Regions from separate parts of the Homo sapiens genome. Here region 1 is linked to region 2. The links are chromatin contacts, found by Hi-C or POLR2A ChIA-PET in ENCODE. All regions are on one chromosome and are shown on one strand. Each heading gives the region's core, a stretch centred on a gene start or an enhancer-like site at or near the end of the contact. The rest is flanking DNA. Distances are from core to core; before and after follow the strand shown. Region 1 holds the start of ECD (ecdysoneless cell cycle regulator). Region 2 overlaps NUDT13 (nudix hydrolase 13).

Region 1 (7,390 bases), core at 4,757-7,256, 37 kb before region 2:
TAAACTATTGATACATGCAACAACTTGGATGGATCTCAAAAGCACCATGCTTTTTAGTGCAAAAAGCCAAAGCCAATAGAAAAACCATTAACTACTACAGTTGACCTTGAACAACACAGGTTTAAACTGTGTGAGCCCATTTATATGCAGATTTTTTTCAATAAATATATTGGAAAATTTTTTGGAGATTTGCAACAATTTGAAGAAACTCAACAGATGAACCATGTAGCCTAGAAATATCGAAAAAATTTAAGAAAAAGGTATGTCATGAATGTGTAAAATATATGTAACTACCAGTCTATTTTTGTGTTGACTATGTTATTGGTAAGGCTTCCAGTCAACAGTAGGCTATTAGTGGTTAAGTTCTGGGGAGTCAAAAGTTGAACATGGATGTTTTACTGTACAGGGGGTCAATACCCCTAACCCCTGCATTGTTTAAGGGCCATTTATATAATGGTACATTGGACAAAACTATAGTGGTAGAGAACAGATTAATGGTTGCCAGGGATGGAGACAAGAGTGGATATAACTATAAAGGGATAGGGATACCCAGTGAAGTTCCTTGGTGGGGATGAAACAGCTATCTTGATTTATAGTCGTATTTGCAGTAATCTGTAAATGGGACCAAATTGCATAGAAAGAACTATATACACACATACACACACACAGGAGTGGATGTAAAAACTGGATAAGGTCTGTAGGTCTAGTTAACAGTATTGTACCAACGTCATTTTCCTGGCTTTTAAATTATACCACAGTTACATAAGATGTCATCATTGGGGGAAGCTGAGTGAAAAGTTCATGGGATTCTTGGTACTATTTTTACAACTTCCTGTGAGTCTATAATTATTTCAAAATAAAAAGGTAAAAAAATTTCACTTTTATTTTATTTTTTGAGATGGGGTCTTGCTGTGTTGTCCAAGCTGGAGTACAGTGGTGTGGTCATAGCTCACTGCAGCCTTGACCTCCTGGGCTCAAGGGATTCTTCTGTCTCAGCCTCCTGTGTATCTGAGACTACAGGTACTCACCACCACACTTGGCTAATTATTTAATCTTTAATTTTTTTTTTTTTTGTAGAGATTGGGATCTTGTTATGTTGCTCAGGCTGTCTCTAACTCCTGGCCTCAAATGATCCTCCTACCTCAGCCTCCCAAAGTACTGGGATTCAAGACATGAGCCACTGCACTCGGCCAATTTCACCTTTCTTTTTTAATGTGACCACCTGAAAATTTTAAATTACATATGTGGCTTATATCATATTTGTATTGAATATTGCTGCTCTAGAGACTCCAATGTATGCACTGGATTAAGCTATGGGGTCAATCATTATATGTTCCAGTAATCTATGGGGTCAATCAATATATGTTCCTAGTAATCTGCGGTAGACTTTCCTCACAAAACTCTGTAGTCAAATACATTCAGGAACTGTAATAGGTTGAACAAAGTTACACAGATTTCTTTACAAGAGATCTTCCAGGTCTTTAATATGCAAATGTTTATCATAAATCTCAAATACTCTCATTTCAAAGGAAACTAAGGCACAGAGGGATTAAGTAACCTGCTTAAGGTCATTTGGTTAGTAAGCGATGAAGCCAAGATTCAAATCCTAGTAATCTGGCTCTCAGAGGAAGGCCTCTAGAAGGAAATGAAGAGTTTGAGATTTTAGTGAATTGTACCATTGTTCTATATAAAGATAAAGCTAAGAGCCCAGTCAGTGGAGCTTGCACTTTAAATTATTTCTCAAATTGTGGAGATCAATTTGTGCAGACTTACCTGTATGTCTCTCATTCAGTGGTCCTACAACCAAGAGCTTGTCTTTGAAAAAGTGGAAAGGATAAGAAATACAAATTCAAGCTATGAAATAGAGACTTAAGACATTTTTTAGTCTGCCAGGGAAATCTATGAATTGACAATTAGATAACAAAAAATATCATTAAATTTAATAATGGCACTATGACTACATACAAAAATGTCCATAATTTTTAGAGATGCATAATGACATATATAGGGGTGAAATGGCAGTATCTGCAGTTTTGCTTTCGTTATTTCACAGAGAGGTGCAGAGAAGTTAATAAAAGGATAAGGAGGCCAGGTGCGGTGGCTCACGCCTGTAATCCCAGCACTTTGGGAGGCTGAGGCAGGCAGATCACGAGGTCAGGAGATCGAGACCATCCTGGTTAACACGGTGAAACCCCGTCTCTACTAAAAATACAAAAAATTAGCTGGGCATGGTGGCGGGCACCTGTAGTCCCAGCTACTCGGGAGGCTGAGGCAGAAGAATGGCGTGAACCTGGGAGGCGGAGCTTGCAGTGAGCCGAGATGGCACTACTACACTCCAGCCTGGGCGACAGAGTGAGACTCTGTCTCAAAAAAAAAAAAAAAAGAAAGAAAAGGATAAGGAAGATAGATGAAGCAAATATATTAACTTTGTTAACTGTTGAATGTGGGGTGACAGGTAGTGCATGATACTATTCTCTATATGTTTATGTTTGAAATTTTTCATTAAAAAATGTTAAGCTGTATGTTGAAAATCATTCCTTTCCCATACTCTTTTCAACAATTATAATTTTTAATGGCTAGGTAGAAAACTAAAGTTACGGCTTCAAAGCAGGTTATCATTATTATAACATCTAAAGTAAAAATTGCTTTGAATTTGCTCCCATTAAGATACATTTTATCTTCATTATCTTCATTATTCACTTCATCCTGACTCCAGCTACAGAATCATCTTTTGGGCCTTATAGGGAGTATCAAATCAACAATCAAGAACAAGTAGGCCAGGCGCGGTGGCTCACATCTATAATCCCAGCACTTTGGGAGACCGAGGCAGACAGAGTCCAGGAGTTCAAGACCAGCCTGGGGTGAAACCCCATCTCTACTAAAAATACAAAAATTAGCTGGGCATGTAGTCCTGTGACTTGGGAAGCTGAGGTGGAAGAATCACTTGAACCTAGGAGGTGGAGGTTGCAACTGAGCCAAGATGGCACCACTGCACTCCAACCTGTGCAACAGAGACTCCGTCTCAAAAAAAAAAAAAATAGAAAGAAAACTGATACAACTATACTAGTTAATAATAATTCTGGCCCAACAAGTGCCTATCATTTTTTTCCATACAAGATTTTTTTTAACTTTCAGAATGGTTGGAATTAATCATAAAAGCAGATTTTTAGCTAAACCTCAGTCACTTTATTGGGAAAAGACAGTTTCCTCACAATTTTTTTTTTAAGTAGGAACAACACATCCCAAATCTAAGAGATGACTGTTTCTTCTTCCTAGTTCCCAAAGAGTTTACTAGGAACTAAACTGCTACCATGTAGATATCTTATTCCTTAATAAATAATAAGCTTCTAAAAGGCAAAGAGAGGTTTTAGACTTATTTTCTTTGTATGCCTATTGTATCCCAAGTAAAAGTGCGAAGGGACAAGGAAAATACCATTTATTGAGGATGTATATGTGTCAAGCTCCACACCATCACTTTATTCTTATTTTTATTTATTTATTTATTTATTTGAGACAGAGTCTTCCTCTGTCACCCAGGCTGGAGTACAGTGGTGTGATCTCGGCTCACGGCAACCTCCGCCTCCCAGGTTCAAGCAATTCTCATGCCTCGGCCTCCCAAGTAGCTGAGATTACAGGCATGTGCCACCATGCCCAGCTAATTTTTTGCATTTTTAGTAGAGACAGGGTTTCACCATGTTGCCCAGGCTGGTTTTGAACTCCTGAGCTCAGGCAATCGCCCACCTTGGCCTCCCAAAGTGCTAGGATTACAGGTGTGGGGGTCCACACCATCATTTTAAATAAGCTTTTGGATAAGGTGTTACTCCTATATTGCAGAAACGAAGGCTCAGTGATGTAGTAATTTGCCTAAAAGTCACGTGGCTAGAAGACAGCCTAGCCAGAAACCCAAGAATGATTCAAAATAGCATGCTTGCAATTATCATGTATGTGCATAATTAATATTTAATAAATTAAATAGTTAATAATTAATATTAATAGTTAATATATTTATGGTTGCTAAAATTACATAGCTAAATGAAAGGAAAAGTTAATATTTAATTAATAAATTTATGGTTGCTAAAATTATATAGCTCCATGAAGGAAAAAAAATTGGAATTTGGGGTTAAAGCCCAAGCTCAACTCCTGACTTTTTGGCTATATAATCTTAAAATATGTAACATTTCTGATATAATTTCATCTTCTGAAAGACTGAAGATAATCATACCCACTTTACAGAGTTGTTAAGATCAAAAAGTGAAGTGAGCTGGGCATGGTGGCTCACGCCAACACTTTGGGAGGCCAAAGTGGGAGAACCGCTTGAGTCCAGGAGTTTGAGACCAGCCTGGGCAACATAGTGGGACCCTGTCTCTACCAAAAAAAAATTTTTTTTTAATTAGCCAGTTGTGGTGGTGTGCACCTGTAGTCTCAGCTACTCAAGAGGCTACATTGTGAGGATCACCTGAGCCCATAGGTGGAGGCTGCAGTGAGCAAGGATTGCACTACTGCCCTCCAGCCTGGACAACTGAGCAAGACCCTGTCTCCAAAAAAAAAAAAAAAGTGAAGGCCCTTTTGGAAGTGTAAAGCATTAATAAATGTATGACACTATTATTACTTTCTAAATTATTATACACCACTTCGGTCAGGGTAGGGGGCAGCTCTTTTTATTTTTTTATTATTTATTTATTTATTTTGAGACGGAGTTTCACTCTTGTCACCCAGACTGGAGTGCGATGGCGTGACCTCTGCTCACTGCAACCTCTGCCTCCCGGGTTCAAGTGATTCTCCTGCCTCATCCTCCCAAGTAGCTGGGTTTACAGGCCCCCGCCTCCATGCCCGGCCATTTTTTTTTTTTTTTTTGCATTTTTAGTAGAGATGGGGTTTCGCCATGTTGGCCAGGCTGGTCTCGAACTCCTGGCCTCAAGTGATCCGCCCGCCTCAGCCTCCCAAAGTGCTGGGATTACAAGCGTGAGCCACCACGGCCGGCCGTGAGGGTGGATCTTTTTAAAGCCAGAAATATTTGCTCTTTAAAGTCTCAAAAGCAAAACTGATCTTTATGGATTCTGGTGCTTAATTGCAGAGGTGGGGAGGCAGTATGTGTGATGGTTATGACCACAGGCTTCGGAATCAGATCGACATCAGGTTTGTACCTCTCAGCTCTACCACCTTCAAGCTGTGTGATCTTTGGCATGCTACAATCTTTAATTCTGGGATCTTTATCTGTAGAATGTGCAAAATAATGTTCCCAATCTGATATCATTGATAGGAATGAGCAAATGTATGTAAATAGCTTTGCACAGTGTCAAGTGAGCACTTTCCTGGAGCCCTCAGTTAGCTATTAATAACTTCTCGAGCTACCATGGCCATTAACAATGGGACCTGAAGCACTGCGGATGCTACAAATGCTTCAGCAGACCCAGTGCTTGATTTCAGGAATTTCAGACGAAGGGCGACACGCCCTCAGCTGGAGATGGAGGAAGAAGGGGCAGGGTCCAGCAGGGCTGAGAGGAGAGAATTCCGAAGAAAAATCTCTCCCCAGCCCTGGGAAAGGAAAGGAACGAAGGACTGGTCAAGGAGGGTCCCCAGAGCGCCCGCCGCCCGCCCCGGCTGGGGTGGCTGAGCAGTCCACTCACAGCTCCAAGCTCTGTGGCACCGCCTTCCGAGTGTATCTGGAGATCATCCTCCTCCTCCTCCTCCTCCTCCTCCTCCTCAGCCGCGGCCGGGGCAGGCACGCCAGGGTGGGGGCCTCCGGGCCTGGCCCTCCCGCCGGCTCCGGCCCGGCCCCTCCCGCCACCTACCGGCCCCGTCTCGCCCCGTCACCTAGACTCCGAGCAGCCACCTCCCCAGGGTCCCCACCTCTCCAGTCCTCCGACCTCCCTGCTTTGCCGCGGGGGCGGAAGTGACGAAGGCCCCCGGACACTCGCAAAATGCTCCCGCCGACGCACAGCAGTGACGACACACAAGGTTTCGGGGACTGAGTGGGTTTCAGACTTTCTCTCAGGATTTCCGCTGGCTTCAGGTTCCGGTCAGGCGTCGGGACAGAGCCTGATCCAGGCTTCGGCGGCCGGTGGCAGCTCTCGATCAGCTCTCGCAGTCGGAGAGGCGGCTAAGGAAAGGTGCCACAGCAGAGACGCGAAGGAGAGGCCCTAGAACCGTAAGAGAAATTGGCTTCATTTTGTTAGATGGCAGGAGGGAGCCTAGACTGGGGAAAGAGCACTAGACTCCAAGTCAAGCCCCTGCTGCTTGGTCGCTTCTTTTTCTGTACTCTGGGTTTTCTCATATGTACAGTGAGGTATTAGCCTGAGTGATCATAGAGTCCCTTCCAGTTCTGACACCAAATTCTGCATGATGACGTGTGTTTGGCGTTATGGGGTGGATGGGTAAAATTACTGTCTGTCCCTCTGGGTTGAAAGGCAAAATGATGATTTGGTTAGACTGTGGTGAGTGGGTGTCTGGATAAGAAGAAGCAGGTTCCTTACGAGTCTCTTAGAAAGCTGAGTAAGATTGGAATCATGGAGTTAGGGTGGTCCATCCACCGCCATTTCTTTCTTTACCAAGCATCACCTGGCAGCAAGAATAAACTAGTACTCTTATTTAGGAAAACCCTTAGAAAATTAAGAGATAAGGAAAACCCTTAGAAAATTAAGAGGTATCAATGCAACCTCCATCAAAATACCAGTGACATTCTTCACAGTCATAGAAAAAAGATCCTAAAATTTATATGGAACCACAAAAGAGCCAGAATAGCCAAAGCTATCCTGAGCAAAAAGAACAAAACTGGAAGCATCACATTACCCGACTTCAGATTATACAACAGAGTTATAGTAACCAAAACAGCATGGCACTGGCATAAAAACAGGAACAGAATAGAGAACCCAGAAACAAATCCATATGTCTGCAGTGAATTCATTTTCAGCAAAGGTACCAAAAACATACATTGGGGAAAAGACAGTCTCTTCAATAAATGATACTGGGAAAACTGATACCCGTATGCAGAAGAATGAAACCAGACCCACTACCTCCCACCATATACAAAAATCAAGTCAAAATGGATTAGAGACTTAAATCTAAGCCCTCAAACTATGAAACTACTAAAAGGAAATATTGGGGAAACTCTCTAGGACATTAGAGTGGGCAAAGATTTCCTGAGTAATACCTCACAAACAGAGGCAGCCAAAACAAAAATGGACAAATGGGAGCACATCAAGTTAAAAAGCTTCTGCACAGCAAAGGAAACAATCAACAAAGTGGAGAGAGAACCCACAGAATGGGAGAAAATATTTGCAAACTACCCATCTGACAAGGGATTAATAACCAAAATATATAAGGAGTTCAAACAACTCTCTAGGAAGCAGTCTAATAATTGATTAAGAATTGGATAAAAACTCTGAATAGA
Region 2 (6,812 bases), core at 2,391-4,890:
AAATGTACCTTCTTAATTCTATTAGCCCTTGAGCTATTTCAAAATAGACATGCAATTTATTCGATTTGCAGGAATCTTTCCTGGAGAGAAATGTGTTATAACCTTTAGAACCAAGTTTTATTATGTGTGCTAGGCCATATAACTTGTAGACTTCATTTTCAGTTTATATCACCAAGGATAAGAAGTTTCCTTTTTAATTTGGAATGCAAATTTACATTGTGGCTTAGTTATCTTTTTATTGTAACCACCATGCAACCTAATGATACATTAGCCCATAATTTTCTTTTCCCTCTATGAATAAGGAACCTGTATCCCAGACTACCGATAACAATTCAGATGAGGAAGATTCTGGTACGGGAGAATCTGTTATGGCACCAGTAGATGTAGACCTGAACCTGGTTTCAAATATATTGGAATCCTATAGCTCCCAAGCTGGACTGGCAGGACCTGCTTCCAATCTTTTACAAAGCATGGGAGTGCAGCTGCCTGACAACACCGATCACAGACCAACAAGTAAGCCAACAAAAAATTAACCAGCACATTTAGCTTCTCTTTTTTCTTTTTAAATAAATATTGAATATGATTCTGTTCATTTCTAGTTTAGATTACTCATTTAGTAAAAATGTTTCTTCATTACAAGTTTTACAGATTGACTTCTCCATGAGCCCCAAATGTGGCCCTCTTGGCACAAGTCTTTGTGATCTCAGCTGTGGGTTATACACAGGTTTTGAACTCGGCAGGGTAGAATCTAGCCCCTAGACAACCTTGAGATGAAATTCACACACTTCATGCTAAAGACATACCCTACCACAATATACCCTTGGAGTAATTCTAAATATTTAAATTTCTCCCTTACTGCTATTCATCCTCAGATCAAAATTTCAAGTTGACAAATTTGGATTTGAAAACTCATTCACTTTTTCAATTTTTTTAATGAGGCATAACATGCATATGGTTAAGTGCACAAATCTTAAGTGTACAGTCAGTGAATTTTTGCATGTATGTATGTACCTGAAGCAAGATATAGAACTTATTTACTTGTAAATAACAGCTATATTGATATGTCACATACCAAAAAATTTACCCTTTAAATTATACAATTCAGTGGTTTTTAGTATATTTACAAAATTGTGCAACCATCCCTACCATCTAATTCTAGAATATTAGAAACCCCATACTCACTAATAGTCTCTCATTCCCTTCTACTCCCAGCCCCTAGAAACCACTAGTCTACTTTCTGTCTCTATGGATTTGCCTATTTTGGATATTTCATACCTGATACTGTACTTAATTGTTTTAATTAATTAATTGGTTTGATATTTAATATAACTGATATATCTTTTGCTAAGATGAAATGTTTATTTCTTAAAATGATGCTCATATTCCTCCTAAAATAAATCAAGTATTATCTATATATCATAAAATTCACCATTAAAAGCAAAAAAAAAGTCTTCTTTACAGACAGCTCCATATACTGACCATGTTTTTATAATCTAGGTCTCTGGATTCTTCTTTATTATTGTATGCAGCAGAGAGATGCCTTTACTATATCTTACCCTATCCAAGTAAAAACAATGGAAATAGTTTCATACTGTTCCCTCTCCAGTGACCAAGGGAGGAATTAGGAGAATGGTGTAGTAGAGTTCTCATCTGAGAACTTACTATCACGAACTAATAAAAACTGAATATGGCCGGGCATGGTGGTGGGCGCCTATAATCCCAGCTACTTGGGAGGCTGAGGCAGGAGAATAGCTTGAACCCGGGAGCCGGAGGTTGCAGTGAGCCAAGATTGCGCCATTGCGCTCCAGCCTGAGCGACAAGAGCGAAACTCCGTCTCAAAAATAAATAAATAAAAACTAAATATACCATATCCCACTCCAATCCTTTGTCTTCCTAGTGTTCACTGAAATGAACTAAGGAAGAGGATAAGTGTTACACATTGACTAAAGTAACACATCAGATGATATTGTGCAACATTTTAACATTTTAAATAATAATTATTTTAAATATATTTTTATTGTTTGTTTTGAAGCTACATTTCTCATGTTAAAAATGGGGCCAGAATGCCGTCCCAGCTCAACTGTGAGAAAAAGGTTTCCCCCCATCGCACTTGTGGTACATTAGGTTTATCTTCATTGAGGATTAAATATTGGGTAGAGAAAGGGTGATAGGCAAAAATATAAATGAAATTTTTTTTTATTCTGGTTGCCACGGCTGACTGACTTTCAGCCAGGCTCACAAGATTTTACCTGTTTTTCTATTCTGCATCATGGACCCAGATGGGTTCTATTTATCCTTAGCACCTTCATAATTTATTGCCCATGTATATATTCTCAGGTCAGGTAGGTCCTGTACCAAAGTTTCTTTTATTTATCTGCCATTTTCAGTATTCCAGGCCTGCTCTCTTCTGCCTCAGCTTTCAGATATCCTTGGGGTTCTACAGCAAAGCTCTTTTCCCACTCACTACTGAGAAGCAAAGTTCAATGTTGCAGCTCCTGCTGTTAGCCACTCTCATCTTTTCTTTTCCAAAAACACATTAATCAAAAAACAAACAGTTACTCCATGGTAAGTTTGGGAAACTCATAACCAGGAATTCCGCACACTCCCCTTTCTATCAGTATTTTCAGATTGGGGATGTGTACACATGCGCTCACAAACACACCCACATAGAGATAGAAAAGATTGGGAGATGGTAATACACATGGACCCTGAACTGTTTTCTTCTAACTGCAAGATATGAAGAAATCTCAGGACCTCTCTTTTGTGAGTGCTTTTCCCTTCTGCATGCTGGGTTCAGCCCAGGTAAAGGCAAGCTGCCAATCTAACAAGACAATCAAGTCCCATCACATATTATCCCTCAACATTTCCTGATGAAGGCACTTTGATTTCCCCAAAGCAATGATGGTTTGCTGGCAGTGGAGAGAGCAATGACCTTTTGAGATCAAAAGGAAATTCAGTGCTTTAACTTTTCTAGTTTTAGAATCTCTTTAGTGCTATGGGACTTTGGGACTTAGTCCTATGGGACTTTGACATGTAAATAACCTTAGGGTCTCTGGAGCTTTTGTCTTTAATCACAAATAAGTCCCTAGAATCTTCTGAAGATATGATTATTTCCTCTTTTCAGCAAGACCTCTAACATTCCTCCTGCACATTGCTTCAGTTGTTACACTGACTTGAAACCTGGACTTAAATGTTTAATTGTCACCAATAGGGATCCTTTCCCCTACCCCCAAATTCTCACCTTGTAAAATTTTCTCAATTCACAGGACAGAAAAAGACATCAGAACAAAGGTGTGGAAATTTCTTTTATTTTCCCCAAATAAACTCTTCTCCCTTATGGCATCATATATGAATGATGAGAAATCCTAAATTTAGTTTATTCCATAAAGTTTAAGAAATAGGTCAGGTTTGGCATCTGTTTATCTCCACCAATCCCTTTGTTAATCAACACGTTGTGGATGTGCAAATGCCAGCAACTGTTTTATTTAGGAAAACAGGCATGGCAAAGCAATAGTCTTTTCCCTGGGTCACAAACTGAGCATGTGACAGAGCTGAAAACAGCGAAAAAGATTTACTGTCTGGAGTCCCATTGGGATTCTACTTCCTCAACAGAGCCTCAGGGCATCTGATTTATTATAAAGTACTCTGAGTCATAATGACTTAATTGTGACTTTTATTTAACTAGCATGTTCATGTAACTAGAATGCACCTGTACATGAATTTTAAAATGTCATACTGTGCTATTTTTCTTAATTCTGTAAGGGTAACAAGTAACTCAGTAATGACTTAAAACTTGCTATATATTTTCAATACTAAGATAAAAGTTTTAACCAAACTTACAACAGGCACATTTTGGCAGTTAGTGTAAACACAACATTAACAAGCCATATGCCAGAAGATGTTTGCTTCCAAGGCCTTAGAGAAAATGACTGAACAAGGGCCTACATCCAAACTAATGCTTCCCCCTTCCCCCTGATTTTTGACAGTTGACAGCTCATCAGTTTTCTTCTCACACTGGCTTTTTTGATTGCCCATTGGTAGGAATTTCTTCCATTAACACTGCTGATAGAAGTGTCTTACTGTAGGCTCACCCTTTGCTCTGCCCTTCTGAGGTCCTTCTGCAGCTTATCTTTTGTCACTTCTCCTTTGTCAACTGATCTCTAGTTTGTCCCTCAGGAATACCAAGGAGCGATCTAAGTGACTTGATCCGGGCTAAGCAGGCAGGGAAGAACAGGTCTGTTTTTCCACCCACTCCTTAATCAGTTGGTGGGAGATGGCTAACTTAGGGGGCAGCCAGAATGGGAAAGTCCCATTCTGTTGCTGAGTATAGGGGCCCTTTCTCTTCAGGGCTGTGGCTACCTCATCATGACTGAACCAGGCAGCTGTCTCTAATTCTCTCAAGTTCACCTGGATCTGAAAGACATAAGGAAGAAAAGGATGTAAGGTCAGGAGCTACAAAATTTAGAATACTATGGCCAAAGGTCAGAAAATGATTCTAGAACTAAGCAATCTTAGAAGATAATACCTGGGATCTTCAGGTTAGGTGAAAGTCAGTTCTAGATACTGCCCAGAAGCAAAAGAGGCATAATTAAGAAATGAGAGTTTTATATGTGTGTGTGTGTGTGTGTATATATATATATATTTTTTTTTTTTTAGACGGAGTCTCTCTCTGTTGCCCAGGCTGGAGTGCAGTGGCGCTATCTTGGCTCAATGCAAGCTCCACCTCCCAGGTTCACGCCATTCTCCTGCCTCAGCCTCCTGAGTAGCTGGGACTACAGGCGCCCGCCACCATGCCCGGCTAATTTTTTGTATTTTTTAGTAGAGACAGGGTTTCACCGTGTCAGCCAGGATGGTCTCGATCTCCTGATCTTGTGATCCACCCGCCTTGGCCCCCCAAAGTGCTGGGATTACAGGTGTGAGCCACTGTGCCCGGCCGAGTTAAATATATTTCTAACATAGTAAAAAAAAAAAGATAAGATACATTAAATAAATCCTGGAAGTACAAATACTAAAATGTTAAGAGTGGTTAACATTGAGAATAAATTATGAATAATACCTATTTTTCCTTGTGTCTCTATTGATTGTATAAATTTTTCAATTAAAAAAGAACATACAAATATTACTTTTTTTTTTTTTGAGATGGAGTTTTGCTCTTTTTACCCAGGCTAGAGGGCAATGGTGTGATCTTGGCTCACTGCAACCTCCCCTCCCAGGTTCAAATGATTCTCCTGCCTCAGCCTCCCGAGTAGCTGGGATTACAGGCACCCGCCACCACACCTGGCTAATTTCTTTGTATTTTTAGTAGAGACGGGGTTTCACCATGTTGGACAGGATGTTTTTGAACTCCTGACCTCAGGTGATCCACCTGCCTCGGCCTCCCAAAGTGTTGAGATTACAGGCGTGAGCCACTGTGCCCAGCCACTCTTTTTTTTTTTTTTTTAAAGGGTAAGGGTTAATGATAGTCAAAAGCATAGTCTCATCTTTGCAAGAAGCAAAGTAATGCAAACTTCATCCCAAGGAAGCTGAAATAGATTAGATATTCTATAAAAACCAAAACATACAATAGGCAAACTTTGGCAGGCAGAGACCATCAGTCAGTGATGCTAGAGAAGTGCAAGATGAGATTGGATAAAACAATGTCTAGCCGGGCATGGTGGCTCATGCCCATAATCCCAACACTTTGGGAGGCCAAGGTGGGAGGATCACCTGAGGTCAGGAGTTCGAGACCAGCCTGGCCAACATGGTGGAACCCCCATCTCTAATAAAAATACAAAAATTAGCCGGGCATGCTGGCAGGCACCTGTAATCCCAGCCACTCGGGAGGCTGAGGCAGGAGAATTGCTTGAACCTGGGAGGCGAAGGTTGCAGTGAGCTGAGATTGTGCCACTGCACTCCAGCCTGGGCGACAAGAATGAGACTCCATCTCAAAAAAAAAAAAAAAAAAAAAAGACAACGTCTTAAGTTTCTTTCAACTACAAGTACCTATAGTTTTATATTTTTAGTTCCCAGCATCCTGACTGACTTGAGCAATAAGACCAATCCTGCAGTCAGTCATTAAATGATGCCTGATTGTGCGCCTACTATATGTAAGACACTCTTAACTCCTGACAATAAAAGGTAAATTGTCTTATATAAACAGTGTTGGGAAAATTGGATATCCACATGCAAAAGAATGAAATCGGACCGTTATCTTACATCATATGCAAAAACCAACTTAAAATGGATTAAAGACTTAAATATAAAACCTGAAACAATAAAATTCTTAGGAGAAAACATAAAGGAATAAATTTCTAGACATTAGACTGGGCAGTGGTCTCTTAGATATGATACCAAAGCACAGGCAAGAAAAGCAAAGATAGACAAGTAGGGATTCTATCAAACTAAAGCTTCTGCAGAGTCAGGGAATCAATCAACAGAGTGAAGAGACAACCTGCAGAATGGGAGAAAATATTTGCAGACCCTCTATCTTATAAGGAGTTAATATCCAAAATATATAAGGAACTTCTACAACTTAATACCAAAAAATAAATAAGCCAATTTAAAAATGGGCAAAGAATCTGAATAGACATTTCTCCAAAGAAGGTATTCAAATGGCCAACAGGTATGTGAAAAGGTGCTCAACATCACTAATCATCAGGGAAATGCAAATGAAAACCTCATACCTTCTTTGATGGCTACTATTAACTCATACCTTCTTTAATGGCTACCATTAAAAAAGTACAACGGACAGCAAGTATTGGTAAGGATGTAGAGAAAAGGGAACCCATGTACACTGTTGTGGGGAATGTAAGTTGGTGCACCTACTATGGAAA

Evidence for each region. A loop is a pair of places that touch in the nucleus more often than their neighbours do. ChIA-PET counts read pairs that join two places held with the same protein, here RNA polymerase II (POLR2A). Pooled maps may share reads with other maps.
Region 1: a loop to region 2 is called in a map of Caco-2, with 2.3 times the contacts of the local background. The contact joins the promoter of ECD here to the enhancer-like site in region 2. A Hi-C loop is called at or near these places in 4 of 168 maps with a recorded cell type or tissue (Caco-2, PC-3, gastrocnemius medialis and 1 more) and 3 of 50 pooled maps. POLR2A ChIA-PET finds 5 or more read pairs at or near these places in 14 of 52 experiments (A673, GM12878, H1 and 10 more).

The regions. Positions count from the first base shown.
Region 1 is chr10:73,166,624-73,174,013 of GRCh38, reverse strand. It overlaps ECD (ecdysoneless cell cycle regulator), which reads left to right and starts at 6,006. Exons shown (of 14, transcript NM_007265.3): 1 at 6,006-6,148. It overlaps FAM149B1 (family with sequence similarity 149 member B1), which reads right to left and starts at 5,895. Exons shown (of 14, transcript NM_173348.2): 1 at 5,628-5,895. The coding sequence starts at 5,674. RefSeq lists enhancers at 4,389-4,987, 5,882-6,081, 5,588-6,187 and a silencer at 5,642-5,831.
Region 2 is chr10:73,128,304-73,135,115 of GRCh38, reverse strand. NUDT13 (nudix hydrolase 13) reads right to left here. Exons shown (of 9, transcript NM_015901.6): 9 at 3,293-4,413. The coding sequence ends at 4,213. It overlaps ECD (ecdysoneless cell cycle regulator), which reads left to right. Exons shown (of 14, transcript NM_007265.3): 14 at 303-1,448. The coding sequence ends at 533. Among named protein-coding and RNA genes, the nearest start is that of SNORA11F, 5.5 kb to the right of the region's middle. Within about 2 kb of position 3,640, at least 3 of the 41 ENCODE cell types and tissues checked have a DNase peak (open chromatin) inside an H3K27ac peak, as active enhancers do; they include PC-3 and PC-9, where a contact is called at or near this core.